2 separate regions of the Homo sapiens genome follow, and region 2 is linked to region 1. The links are chromatin contacts, found by Hi-C or POLR2A ChIA-PET in ENCODE. All regions are on one chromosome and are shown on one strand. Each heading gives the region's core, a stretch centred on a gene start or an enhancer-like site at or near the end of the contact. The rest is flanking DNA. Distances are from core to core; before and after follow the strand shown. Region 1 overlaps SLC38A6 (solute carrier family 38 member 6). Region 2 overlaps MNAT1 (MNAT1 component of CDK activating kinase).

Region 1 (6,500 bases), core at 1,067-3,566:
TTTTCAGGTTAAGAAAATCATATCTTAATGTTTCTTAACTCTCTTATTCTTTGTAACATTTAAATACTTCTCAGTTTTCATGAGATACAATTCCTGTGGTGAATCCATGAAAAAAATTGAAATGGAAGGCCTTTAAAAGCAAAATGACCATGGATTGCCCTTGATCAATATTTGTTTCATGTGTCTTTCGCCAAAGACCCAGTTTATTTCCCACATTTCCATATTCCATAAATCAAATTAATGTGCTCATTTATTTACATCCCTAGTACTTAGCACATAGTATACATTTAGTAAATAACATTTATTATAGGAAGAAAGAAAGGACTAAGAGGGGAGAGGGGGAAAAGCTAGTGACCTGGCTTAGTACTCCTTCAAGAGCAAAAAGAGAGTTGATTGACCAGGAAGAGAAAGCCCAGTATATGTAAGTGAGCATATAGTTTTTAGGAAAGCGTCTACTGTTAGAACTTCACAGAAAATCGTTTTTCTCCCCCAAGATTAATCAGGCACCAAGTATTAGTCACAAGGCTCTAGTGTGGTCTGACAAATTGATTGAAAAAATCTACTGTCTGTAAATCTCTAAATTTTATAATGGAAAAAAATGCAACACACTAGATTTAACACTCTTATTCTAAGGTTATAGAAATCCTTGGCTTTGGAAATTTGGGAACCATATAGTAAATTACTACTTAAAAGCAATTCCTGATATCTTCCCAATACTAATGAATAACAGGCTCAACATTGGCTAGAGCCAGAGGTAACCCTCTGCAGCCCATTTCCTCAGGTGCTGGAGTAGCATTTGTTGAGAGCCACTGCTACTGGGACCCAAAGTCAGAAAAGATGTGTCTGGAAGTTTTAACATTTAATGCTGTTATAGGGGACAATTCTGGCTTAGAGAGTTTGAATTTGGCAGCCTAACTAAAGATAAAAGATTAATAACTGTAGTAGAAAGTAAGTATAAGGTAGTTTTCACATAGTTCCTGTAACAGTGTTGTATTATGTGATTCTTTTCTTAAAAACTAAGGTAAGTAGTTGGTTTCACATTCATTTGAACTCCTGAAGTAAACCATTCAGTAGGCTAGAATTATCACTAGAAATCAAACACTACATCCCAATCATCTTCTTAGTCAAGCCAGAAAAAGTCTTATTAACTCTTACAAGCACATGATAACAGTGAAGTCAATTGATGTTATTTCTGGTTTCACAACTTGCCCAATTCAAAATGTGGAAAGATGAGTAGCTCCTAGGGGGATGTTATATTCTTATTTTGCTCTTATAAATATGAAGGATTACTATGAATAGCATATGCTTTCCTTAATTCTTCAAAGCCCCAGTTCTTTAAAGGAGATTAAAAATTTAATCATTACTACGTTTTGTGAAAGGAAAACCATAAACATTAGTAGTCTTACTGAAACCTCCTGAAATTGCTAGAATGACCCAGATGTTTCAGTCTGGCACAGAATCCACACACCTTACTCTTGCAGCCTTTATTAACACCTCAGTTTGGTAATCTATGGACTCGGGTAACCCCATTTCTAAATCTCAGAAAGGTATAAATAAGATCATTTTCAATTGAGAATTATAAAAATCTCAAATTCTCAGTATTTGAAAAATTCACAATATTAGATGCTAGAAACTACTTGGATTTGCTTTCTTCCTGTATATTCATTCATGCATTTTATTTATTTACTTTTTGGTAGGCTAGTAAAGTACTAAGAGTGTTTCAGATATACTAGTTTGTATTGTCTCTTGGGAAACTAGGATTGGGCGCGCAGATACATCGCCATCTGCTGGTCAGTTTATCTGTGGTGAAACTGCAGCTTTCTTGAGACTTGTCTAGAAATTCTAGAAAGCACTGCCTTAGAATAGGAGAGGTACAGGAAATTTGGAGAGTCTTTTTCACAAGCACTTCATTTGACAACATTTACTGGTAGTGTATCTTTTTTAAGGTTTTGAAAATATTTTTCATAGTAATTTCTATTGAAAATTATAAAATTTTCAGAACAGTAGATATTTTGGTCATTTTTTAATCAAATTTAAGATCCTGAAAATGATAAGACAAAGATATACATTTTTTTCTAGGGTCATGGGGGAGCATTTTCCCCCATATATTTTGATTTTCATTTATGCATGTGTTCTGTACTATTTGAGTGCATATAGAACTTCAGTGGCATTTAGATATTTTGTGGGACCACCAGATTAATGAGACACATTGAATAGAATAAACCAGTTAGTATCCATGACTAAAAACATGTTTGAAATAAAATTGAATCTCTCTGAGACAGAAAGGCAAACTTATTTTTTCCCCGTAGCACATCCGTTTGTTTAGGGCTGAGTAATCCTTTAAGAATTGCTGAACTTCCCCCAAGTGCTGAAAACCTAATTCTGTTTTAAAAATAGCTGTAAGTAATTCTGTCCTCATACATATATTTTACATGTTTAACAAAAAAGATTCTTATCTTCATAAACTGTAATGATGTCTTAGGCCCAAACTCCAATTAGGGTTGGTTTGTTTTTTTTAAGTTTGTATGCTTAATAACGACAACTTGGGAAGCATTTTCAGAGTGCTGCGAAAAATAACTCATAAGAATACAGTATTTGGAAGCACAGAGACTGATTTTTATTTTTTGGATTTCAGTGGAGTGTTAATATTTCAAATACGTGAGAATAGGAAACTTCCTCTTCAGAACTACAATCACAGCCGTAAATACAGTAGAGTCATAGCAGTAGATGCAATAGAATCTCATCATGAAACTCCATGAATTTTGAACTAATCACATCACCAAAGGAGCTCCAATACTGAAAAATGAAATACATTGAAAATATATCTCAAGATGAAATGAAAATTCTAAGTGTTACTAAAGCTTCTGACTAATGTTCTCTGTGATATTCATTTCCTTTGAAGTCAACTGTTAATCTCAGCATTCAAAAGTAGTTTGTTTAAATACTGATTTAAAAAAGAAAAATAATTCTGAAGAGTGGTACTTCTGGTAGACTTTCCTTATTTGTCTTTGTTTTGTTGGTTTACTTTTTCACTTTGCTCCTGCACTTTCTCATGGCATACTAGTTAATAGAACGAGTTTCTCAACCCAGGCGGGCTGTTTGCACCATCACTAGCTTGGGCAAGTTACTTCTTTGTGCTTCCTTATATTCTGTGAAATAAGTAATATGTACCTCACAGGTTTGTGTAAAGATTAAGTGAGGAAATAACTTGTGTAGAATACTACCAAGCATACAGTAGGCATCTAAAAAACAAAGATGTTAGCTGTTTTCATGGATCTCTGCCCAGAGTCCCTTCCCTGTTTCTGTGTTTCTAACATCTCTCCTCTCAACCTCCCGGGCCCAATTCATTTATTTCACTTTATAATTAGATCAGCAGATATTAACACCTTGCAACTTGCTATTACCTAATCAGATTTTACCCCATTTTAGTCACTTTTTAATATTACTGTTGCTTCTCCATGTTGTTTTTAAAGAGTGCTTTCAACTTCTGTGTTTTCAGTTGACAGATGTTTTATTTTTTCCCAGAGAAGTTTCTATTAAATGAGTTATATTAGTTTAAAATTAAGTAGAAAAGAATACCTATTTAGTTAATGTGCTAAAACTAAGTGATTTATAATGGCTGAATACCTGACATCAAGGTATATCTTCTGGCACTGATTTTGGCTTTGGTGGTTTGGGGCCACTTAACTATATGCATGGCTCTTGTGGATGACCCAGTTGCAGCTATTAATTTAGAGTAGAACATGGTGTGTCTTGTTTTAGGAATCTATACTAGGTGTCCATGTCACCCAAAATCATTTGCAAATTTTTGCTTATGATTGGTCTGTAAGATAAGTGCTTAAACACTTTCTTATGCCATTTATAAAAGACATAAGACAAAAACTGTGGCAGACAGCTATTTGATCTAGTAAACCTTTTAGTTAAAAACAAAGGCAATATGAGCATTCCTATCAATAGTATATCTTTAAAACTTTTCCAGTTCATTTTATTGAGCTGATTGTTCTTTTGTATGAATTTAATTAAGATATATTTCCTAACTTAATGTGTATTTGGTAATCTTTTTGTTTCTTTTCTGTATTATATATAATATAATGTGTTAAAGTGCTAGCTAGTTCTTACATGAAAGTTTACTTGTGATTAAGAAAAAAATAATTTTCATAGTGAATAGAATGGTGGTGGCCTTTGTTTTACTGGCTTAATCCGTGTGGGTTTTCCCCTATAGTAAGTTCTGTGGTTGTATACTCTTAAAATATATACTAACATTCTCTAGAAAAGAAGCAATGTTTTGCATGTTTTATTATATTTGTATCTTGTATGTGAGGTCTTCTTTGAGAGAGAAACACGTTTGGTGAGTTCATATTTCTTAAAATATACATGATTCTTCAGACTGGAATCTAATGAAATAGTACTCCCATTTGAAAACCAAAGAGTTGAGGGTACAACAAAGGATAAAAGTGATCAGATGATTAGCCAGGGGCTAATAGAAATTCTGGAAAGAATGACAGATATTATATTAGAAAGAAATAGGATCTCATATTCACTGAAGCTTTCTACAGCTAAAGGTCCAAAAGAAATAATAGAAAATTACTGAAAGAGATGAATGTCTGAAACTTTAGAAATGCATGTGGTGTTGGATTAATCCAAGCAAGAAAGAAAGATGGGCAGATAATAAATTACATTTTATAGGAAGTCTGCTTTCCTTGTTTTCAAAGTATTTTGTCTTTTTTCTTTTCTGTCTCTCTCACAAGATATATTTAAGTAAGTCTAGGCCGGTTTCAGAAAATTCAGTTCACAATTTTTATCTTTGCACCATATGTGTAGAGTTCTTTGGAATCGGTAAAATATTATAAAAACTCCAAATCCTTGAATGGAGAAGGTTAGTCTAAACCTTCCTTCTGTTCTGTGCCAAATTGATAGCATTTTTCCTTACGAGAATATGAACAATACAGAACACATTTTCACATACAATCAGTTGTAATACCCCATAACTAAAAGATTTTGCAGAAATGTCTCAGTGGATTTTAGTCAACCCACTGAGACATAGCTGTACTTCTGCTAGGGAAAAAGAAATCGTTGTAAACTGAAAAAATATGTATATGTATATTTTCATCACAGAGAAGTGATTATTTAACTGTTCTAAATTTTACTTTGACATAAATACATGTTATTTTACTAAAAAAAATTGAGAGTGTATGTTTTTGTGTCTATAGTATTATCTATCTCCATACAAATTTACACGCAAAGTAGCATGTATCCTTTTTTTCCTCAAGTTAAATGGTCACATAGCATTGTAATCATGAAGTTCAGCTCCTTTCAAATGATGTTGATTGAGAAATATACATTCTTCTTAAACTATTTGAGCCTTTTAATCAATTTTTCCCCAGATTTTTGCCATTGAAACTTGACTTTCATTTTTGTTCTTAGCTTTTGTAAGTTTTGTAAGGAGAAAGTGAAATGTTTCCTGATATATAAATAAGTAATAAAATTAATGTGCACACAAAGTATACTCTTTATTCTTTTTTTTTTTTTTTTTTGAGGTGGAATTTTGCTCTTTCACCCAGGCTGAAGTGCAGTGGTGCAGTCTCGGCTCACTGCAACCTCCGCCTTCCAGTTTCAAGCGATTCTCCTGCCTCAGCCTCCCAGGTTAGCTGGTATTGCAGGCAACTGCCACCACGCCTGGCTAATTTTTGTATTTTCAGTAGAGACAGGATTTCACCATGTTGGCCAGGCTGGTCTCGAACTCCTGACCTCGTCAACCGCCCGCCTTGGCCTCCCAAACACTCTTTGTTCTTCATGGGCGTTTCCTTTTTGGCCCCAACACATACACACAAACATAATCTCTGGGAGGAAAGAGAATCTTACTCTGTTAAATTGAAGTTCTGACTACAAATCTTCTGAGTTTCTATATATTTAAGCTTAAACTCAAGTATTTACATATGAATGAGTTCTGTATTCTGTAACCATATTAAAACTTTTCCTAGTATTTTTATAGAATTTGTTTTTATAGCTACATCAGAATTAGGATCGTTATTAAAGTGCTATAAAAGGTAGTTATTTATCGGACTCTGTTAGATTAAATGTGAGAAATAATGCTAGCTTCAGGTTATGATTACATAATATAGATGAACCCTGTTAATAAAATGGAATAAAAGTTGGAAGTTTTGTCTTTTTAATATATTTAATGGTTTATATTGAACTTTCTCTAATCTTTTTAGAGACTAATTTTAAATGTAATTCATTATGTATTCTTTTTTATCCTATAATTATATGTGTTCATAATGCAGGGGTGGGTAGTAGAGAGAGGAAAAGAAAGGGACAGAGGGAATGAGACTTCTCTGTTGTGGGGAGGCATCTTTCTCTAGTAAGAAGGAACAGATAATCCAGTTACTAGCCATACCTATTAAACTTCTGTGTCTATGTCTGTTGTTGCTAAACTAACCTCTAATGCCTTAGACGGAGTGATAACATATAAGAGAGTTTTTGTAAAACTTTGTACAAAA
Region 2 (6,500 bases), core at 1,574-4,073, 270 kb before region 1:
TGTATATACGTATTTTTTTTTTCCAGAGACAAAATCTCACTCTGTTGCCTGGGCTAGAGTGCAGTGGCATGATCACGGCTCACTGTAACTTCAAACCTCTGGGCTCAGGAACCCTTCTGCCTCAACCTCCCAAGTAGCTAGGACTATAGGTGTGTGCCACCATGCCTACCTAATTTTTTTTTTTTTAGTTGCCCAGGCTGGAATGCAGTGAAGTGATCTCAGCTCACTGCAACCTCTGCCTCCCAGGTTCAAGTGATTCTTCTGCCTCAGCCTCCAGAATAGCTGGGACTGCAGGCACGTGCCACCACACCTGGCTACTTTTTGTATTTTTAGTGGAGACGGGGTTTCACCATGTTGGCCAGGATGTTCTTGATCTCCTGACCTCATGATCCACCCGCCCTGGCCTCCCAAAGTGCTGGTATTACAGGCGTGAGCCACTGTGCCTGGCCTAATTTTTTATTTTTTGTAGAGACAGGGTCAGGCTTTGTTGTCCATACTGGTCTTGAACTCTTAGGCTCAAGCCATCCTCCTGCCTCGTCCTCCCAAAGTGTTGGGATTGTAGGCTAGTCACTGCACACAGCCTGGAATTTGTATTCTAAAGTCATGTAAAGCAGAAAATATAGTGAAGATTACCCTTAATATTAAGGATCAGAAATTGTCCATATGGGTAAATAATTTTTCATTAAACCTAGCGCAGCCAGTTTTCCTTCCAGCATAGTAATAAATCAGTATTCCTCACCTGAACAGCAGATGAAGTAATTGGCTCTTGTTTTGGCATTATACTGAAAAGACTTACCTTTAAACACTGTCATATATAGTCCAATAAGATGCTTGTCCTAGGAGAGGCATTGAAACTGAGTGCAACAGAGGGAACAGCAGAGTGACATCTCTCATTTTATGATTACTCTGGGGTATAGAGATAGTCACTGAGAGGAGAGGCTGGGGAAATGGGACCGCTTTCTAAAAATGTATCTCTGTCTCTTTTTGCTGAACATATATAAGTGAATTTGTGTAAGTATGCACATGATGTGATGCCATTGTGTAATGCTTCTGAAACGTAAATACTTGTCTTTTTTTGGGAAATGTAGACTTTTTATTTCTTTCATTATGATGCTTAGATTATTTGATAGCCTATTTAATGGACTATGGGATAAGAAAGATTGAGTTTTGTTAACTTACATATAGCACAATGTGGGAACCTCTGTTCATAACGAGCTGTCTATGTCATTAAGGAAAGTTTCAGTGATAGTACACAACCATACACATTTGTTGAACATATGCATTAAAGACAGAGTTATATTGAAAAAAGTTTAGAATAGAACTTCTGCATTTTGGAGTATGCTACACTTGTCTGGAAAAGTTACTGTCAGATAATGTTTTGTTACTCTTGGAACATGCGTTATTGTACATGAAATTCTGAACTTTTATAGAGTATGAGCTAAGAAGTGCTTTTCCCATTACTAAGGAGGCTGAATATTCAAGAGTGATCATGGAAGAATTTTAAAAAATAGTATATTTTTATACTTCACAGTGTCTTATGGATTGCTTACCATTTAACAGTTAAGCTGGAGGATGGAAAAATCTTGATGTAAGTGGTAGGAACTTCTGCCAACTGGAAATCAATTAAAATGAAAATAAAGCAAGTATAAAGTTTTAGTGTTACTGGGAAGATACCATTTGACTCACAAAGGTGTCATTCATGTGCTCTTTCTGGCTATATACCTGTGGCCTAAAGCTGTGGTCTTTTGGGGATTTAATTATTAATACAGAAATGTGTTTTACAAAATAGAGCCATGTCTATTTTGATGCCATATAGTTTCTTTTTAAAATGTATAAATGCCCTTGCGTTTTTTTGGGCAAAATCAATCATGCTGTCTTGTATTTGGAGGTAAATGACAACAGGATATTCACTTCCAGTTTAAGTAGTAGCCTACAGTTTCTCTTGAATTTAGTTTTTGGCTTGGTTAAACCATTAGTGTATTTGACCTGGACTAGAACTTGATTTTAAGATGTCATCAGCTGTGAGTTCCCAAGTGACTGGCTCTCACATTTCACTGAGAGAGAACAGGCTATTTGACTTGTTAGTTTGAAGAAATCATATGCAACTTTCTGGTACTGCAGAAGTTGTTCAGAAACATAACACAGAGTACTAAGAAGCTAAAAATTTCCTGTTTAAAACTAACGGTGTATGGAGTAATTTATTTTGTGGAATCTGGAGGGATTGGTGTTTGAGATGGAAATACATACTGATCTGACAGTTTCTTACTCTTATTTACCTCTTTCCTCAGTTTTTGGTGATAATTCCAAGTTATATTAATATATAGACTGTATCAAGCCACTATGAAAATTTTATCTAAATGCAGTTCCAGATTTTGCAGTATTTTAGTGCATTTTTTTTTATTGTCCACACACACCCACACACAGGCTAGAATGTTTGACATTTTCTGGTCATCAATTGAGACACTGAAATGTCTTGTTTGATAAAGTTATATTTTGTTTCAAAGATATTTTTAATAGACTGTTCCTAAGCATTTGAACCAAACAGCAGCTATGAGCTTAGGGCTTTAGGGCAAGATTTCCTAGAATATCATTCATGTTACTCCTAGTTTACATCAGAATATAGGAGACAAACTATAATTTAGTTTCAGTTAATACTTTCCAAATTTTTACCCCTGTGGCATTTGTCTGAGAAATACTGATGAGTCACAGAGATTCCCTTTCTGTCCTTAACTAGAACATATGTAGAATAGGAAATAGGAGAAAACTGTTCATGCATTTCCGTGCTTTTAGGTTTTTTTCTGCTCTTGGCAGTGTATTGATTCTGATGCTTTACTTATTTTGTAATTTTTATTTTATGACTTCCTGTGTACAAGGAGTTGATGATGCAAAGTTGAATCAGAGGTAATTTTTGCCCTGAGGTCTCATTGCTAAGTATGGAAGATAGACAAACAAAATGTTACAATACACTACAATAATTGTTATGATGAGTGTTGTTGGAACCATCTAAGGAGCATAATTTAGATGGTAGAGGGCAGTGGGACCAACAAATATACCAGATATTCAAATAAGAAATCTGAGGTCATACTATATGTACTAGGCTTATTTCTAAGCCCTACGAAGTTGTGCCCATAACTGTCTCCTTAATAACTTCCAAATTACAGATTTTATCCTATTCCCCTTGTAGTCTATGTCTTCCTTATCTCTACTTGGACTTTTTTTTTTTTTTCTTTTTGAGGTAGGGTTTTGCTTTGTTGCCCAGGTGAGAGTGCAGTGGCAAGATCATGGCTTCTTGCAGCCTTGACTTCAGGGCTCAAGCAATCCTCTCATGTCAGCCTCCTCAGTAGCAGGAACTACAAGTGTGTGCCACTACACCTGGCTAATTTATCTTTTTGTAGAGACAGAGTCTTACTGTGTTGCCCAGGTTGGTCTCGAACTCCTGGGCTCAAGTGATCCTCCCACCTCAGCCTCCCAAAGTGCTGGGATTACAGGTGTGAGCCACGTTGCCTGGTCCACTTGGACTATTTCAACTGTCTCCTGGCCGAGGACTGCTTCAAGCTTAATTAACATGGATACTGCTTACTACCGCCCACTCCTCCCAACCCTCCAAAAAAAAACCCCCAAATTCAGAAAACAAAACAAAAAATAGTCTTCCCCTTTTAACCATGATACTTCCTGCTTAAACTTCTTTGGTGGTTTCTTGTGTCTTCCACCAATGCTTCTCACATTTTAAAAAGTAACATTAACAATGGAGGAAAACAAATTTGTACCCCTAGTTTGTCTGGAGGTGCAACTAGAAGTGTCGCTTTGAAAGCCCCTTTGAAGTTTTGGTTGACCTTAAAAATGCATGTAAGATTTTAATTTTTTAATATTTTCTGTTAGTATTAAAACAAAAAGTATATGCCTTCCTAATTTTTTATCTCATACCCCTAACCTTTGCATAAAATTGATGTTTTAGGAAGACGCACCACGTTTTCCTCTGGCTTTATGTAATCCCTGACACACAGACCCCACATCATCCTGTAGTTCAGTATTTTCAAACTGTGTTGCCTGAGAGATTTCAAACTGAAACTCTGAGAGATTGTTTGAGGCAGCTGCTCATTGTCATCCCTTAAACTAGAGCAGTCTCCATTTATCTGTTTACATATTAGGTTTCTGGGTAACATTTAGTATGAAGAAAGAGTTCTGTTATTAAAGAAATATAAGCCTGAAAAATGCTACTGTAATATATGCTAAAAATCCAAATTCCTTAGCTTATCATGTAAAGATTTTTCTGGTCTGGTCTCTGCCTATTTTACTTTTCTTTCTTCTCTCTCTCCTCAGCTTCCAGCACCTTTCCTAGAGATTGAAACTTGAAACCTGAGGGTGAAATTAATTTTGTTTGGCCCTGGAGTGTTGGCTTGCACAGCATTTAAATTAAAACAAAACAAAAAATGAATTAGTTGCCAACATGTAAAAATGAGGAGACATCATGTAAAAATTTGGATCTCTCAGTTTTGTTGAAAAACTGCTAGATCTGGTAACATTTTGGCTCCATATTCTCAACAGCATGGAGTTGATGAGTAGCCATCATTAACATGAGATGCATTCTTTAGTTGGCCAGTTTGATGAATGTTGGAAATTGTTGATGCTTTGAATAGAAGGTATACCAATAACCTTCTCAAAAGGAGACTTTTCCTGTTGTTGTTTAAAAAGTAACTTTCTACATGCCATACTATTTATTGCAGGTATACTGTACTTAATCTTTGCTTTGTAAGTGTTAGTTAGGCCTAAGTTAAAGAAATTAGACTTATAAGTAAAACTGCTTTATGCATAATATTTCTCTAGTGGATGATTTGTTAATAAAATCATATCTAGCCTTAGGTCAAATATTTATAATCATTCTATTATTTAAAAGAAATTTTTTTAAATTATAAGAACAGTTTTTACTTATTTAAAGTTCTGTTCTGCCCAGAGAGCATAGTATAATATGGAAGTAGGTCTTCTGATTAGAATTTATTTAAGTAGTAGAAAATTCAAGCCAGCTTGGGTAGGGAGAATATGAAGTGAGAGAAACTGAAATGTGAAAGATTAAAGTTGCAAACAGTTTTGGTACAATTAAATATATCTATTCCAAGTGGACAATATAAACTTATGCATTAATGAAATGATATGGTCATATTATTTGAAATTTGCAGAAATGGAATCATACTATACCTTTACCTTTTTTTTTCAGTTAGTGGTAGATTTTGAGTATCAGCATATGCTTTACCTCCTTTTTAGCAGGTAATATTTCTTTATATGGATATTGCTTCTGTTGATGGAAATTTAGAAATATGAAATTTTGATAGCTCTTTCTAATTTTTTTTTAAAGTGCACTGGTTAATTCCCTGCAACAGTGTACAAAAGTGCCTTTCCCCCACCACACTTGCGTAACATGCAGGATTTCATAAAGGCTCTATTAGTTTTAACTCACTGGGGTTACAATTAACACCTCACTGCCTTTCATATTTGTGTTTAGCAGCAAGTCTCCAATATGATTGTAAGAATACAGACATAAAGCATTTTTTTTCTTAATGTTTGTGCTTTAAGCAAACACACAGGTTAAAGTTTTCATTTAACATTATTTAACTTTCTGAGCAATAAAAGTCTGAAAGAAAATTTAGAAATACAATTGTATGAAATAGCTATTGTTTGTAAGCACTTTATCCACCTCTTATTTCTGTAAAAGAGTCATATTACAATTACTATGAGATCTATTCTTTGGGCAGCTGGAAAGCAGGACAAGGAAAAATCGTTCTCCTCTTGTCTGGTAGAAAGTACATTGTGCCCTCTGGTACCAGACTTGGGCTTATTCAAAGGCTAATGGATTCCACACAGGTGAGTCAGTCTTTTGTGTTCTTACCAGGTGCATTATTGATTTTCATGATGGTAGCCTAGGTGTTCTCATTCAACAGCAGCTTTAGCAAAGTCTCCAAAATATCACAAAGAAAACCAAAGATTTTGCACATTTTGGGTGCAAGAAAATGAATTTTTCTCAACTCTTTTGGCCATTGTACTTTTTTTCTTGCTAGACGCTTATGAATAACTCCTTTGGAAAATGTATTAATATGTAATGTGTTTACTTCTTTGTTTTTGGGCATGGATTGTGTGTCATGATCTATTTATTTAATTTAGAGTGTGAAGCAACGTGTACTGGCTTGTGGTACTTTTTTTTGCCCACAGACTGAGTTAAGTTAGGGTTGGAAGGGTTCCCTGTTGTAGAAGGTTATCCACATACCAGATTCTAGGAATAGTCAAGTTCAGATAGTCATCTGGGGTCACCAATCATTTGATATTCACTTGGCCCTTAAATCACAATACCACAATACATTTGAGTTTTAACTAAGACAAACATTTCAGGGTAACCTTCAAGTAGGAACTCTTTGAACAGTGTTCTCTAAGTGAAAACTATAATTTACCTGAGAGCCCTTAATAATTGAGGAGAAGAAAGTGACTTTTAAAGTTTGGGATTATCTAATTTT

The links. Hi-C counts contacts between places; a loop is a spot of excess contacts on that map. ChIA-PET counts read pairs that join two places held with the same protein, here RNA polymerase II (POLR2A). Pooled maps may share reads with other maps.
Region 2: a loop to region 1 is called in a map of PC-3, with 6 times the contacts of the local background. The contact joins two enhancer-like sites. A Hi-C loop is called at or near these places in 1 of 168 maps with a recorded cell type or tissue (PC-3), 3 of 37 single-sample maps with no recorded cell type and 8 of 50 pooled maps. POLR2A ChIA-PET finds 5 or more read pairs at or near these places in 1 of 52 experiments (OCI-LY7).

What each region holds. Positions count from the first base shown.
Region 1 is chr14:61,023,640-61,030,139 of GRCh38, forward strand. The region is part of intron 5 of SLC38A6 (solute carrier family 38 member 6); the gene reads left to right. Among named protein-coding and RNA genes, the nearest start is that of SLC38A6, 46 kb to the left of the region's middle. Within about 2 kb of position 2,317, at least 3 of the 41 ENCODE cell types and tissues checked have a DNase peak (open chromatin) inside an H3K27ac peak, as active enhancers do; they include PC-3, where a contact is called at or near this core.
Region 2 is chr14:60,754,993-60,761,492 of GRCh38, forward strand. All of the region lies in intron 1 of MNAT1 (MNAT1 component of CDK activating kinase), which reads left to right. Among named protein-coding and RNA genes, the nearest start is that of MNAT1, 23 kb to the left of the region's middle. Within about 2 kb of position 2,824, at least 5 of the 41 ENCODE cell types and tissues checked have a DNase peak (open chromatin) inside an H3K27ac peak, as active enhancers do; they include PC-3, where a contact is called at or near this core.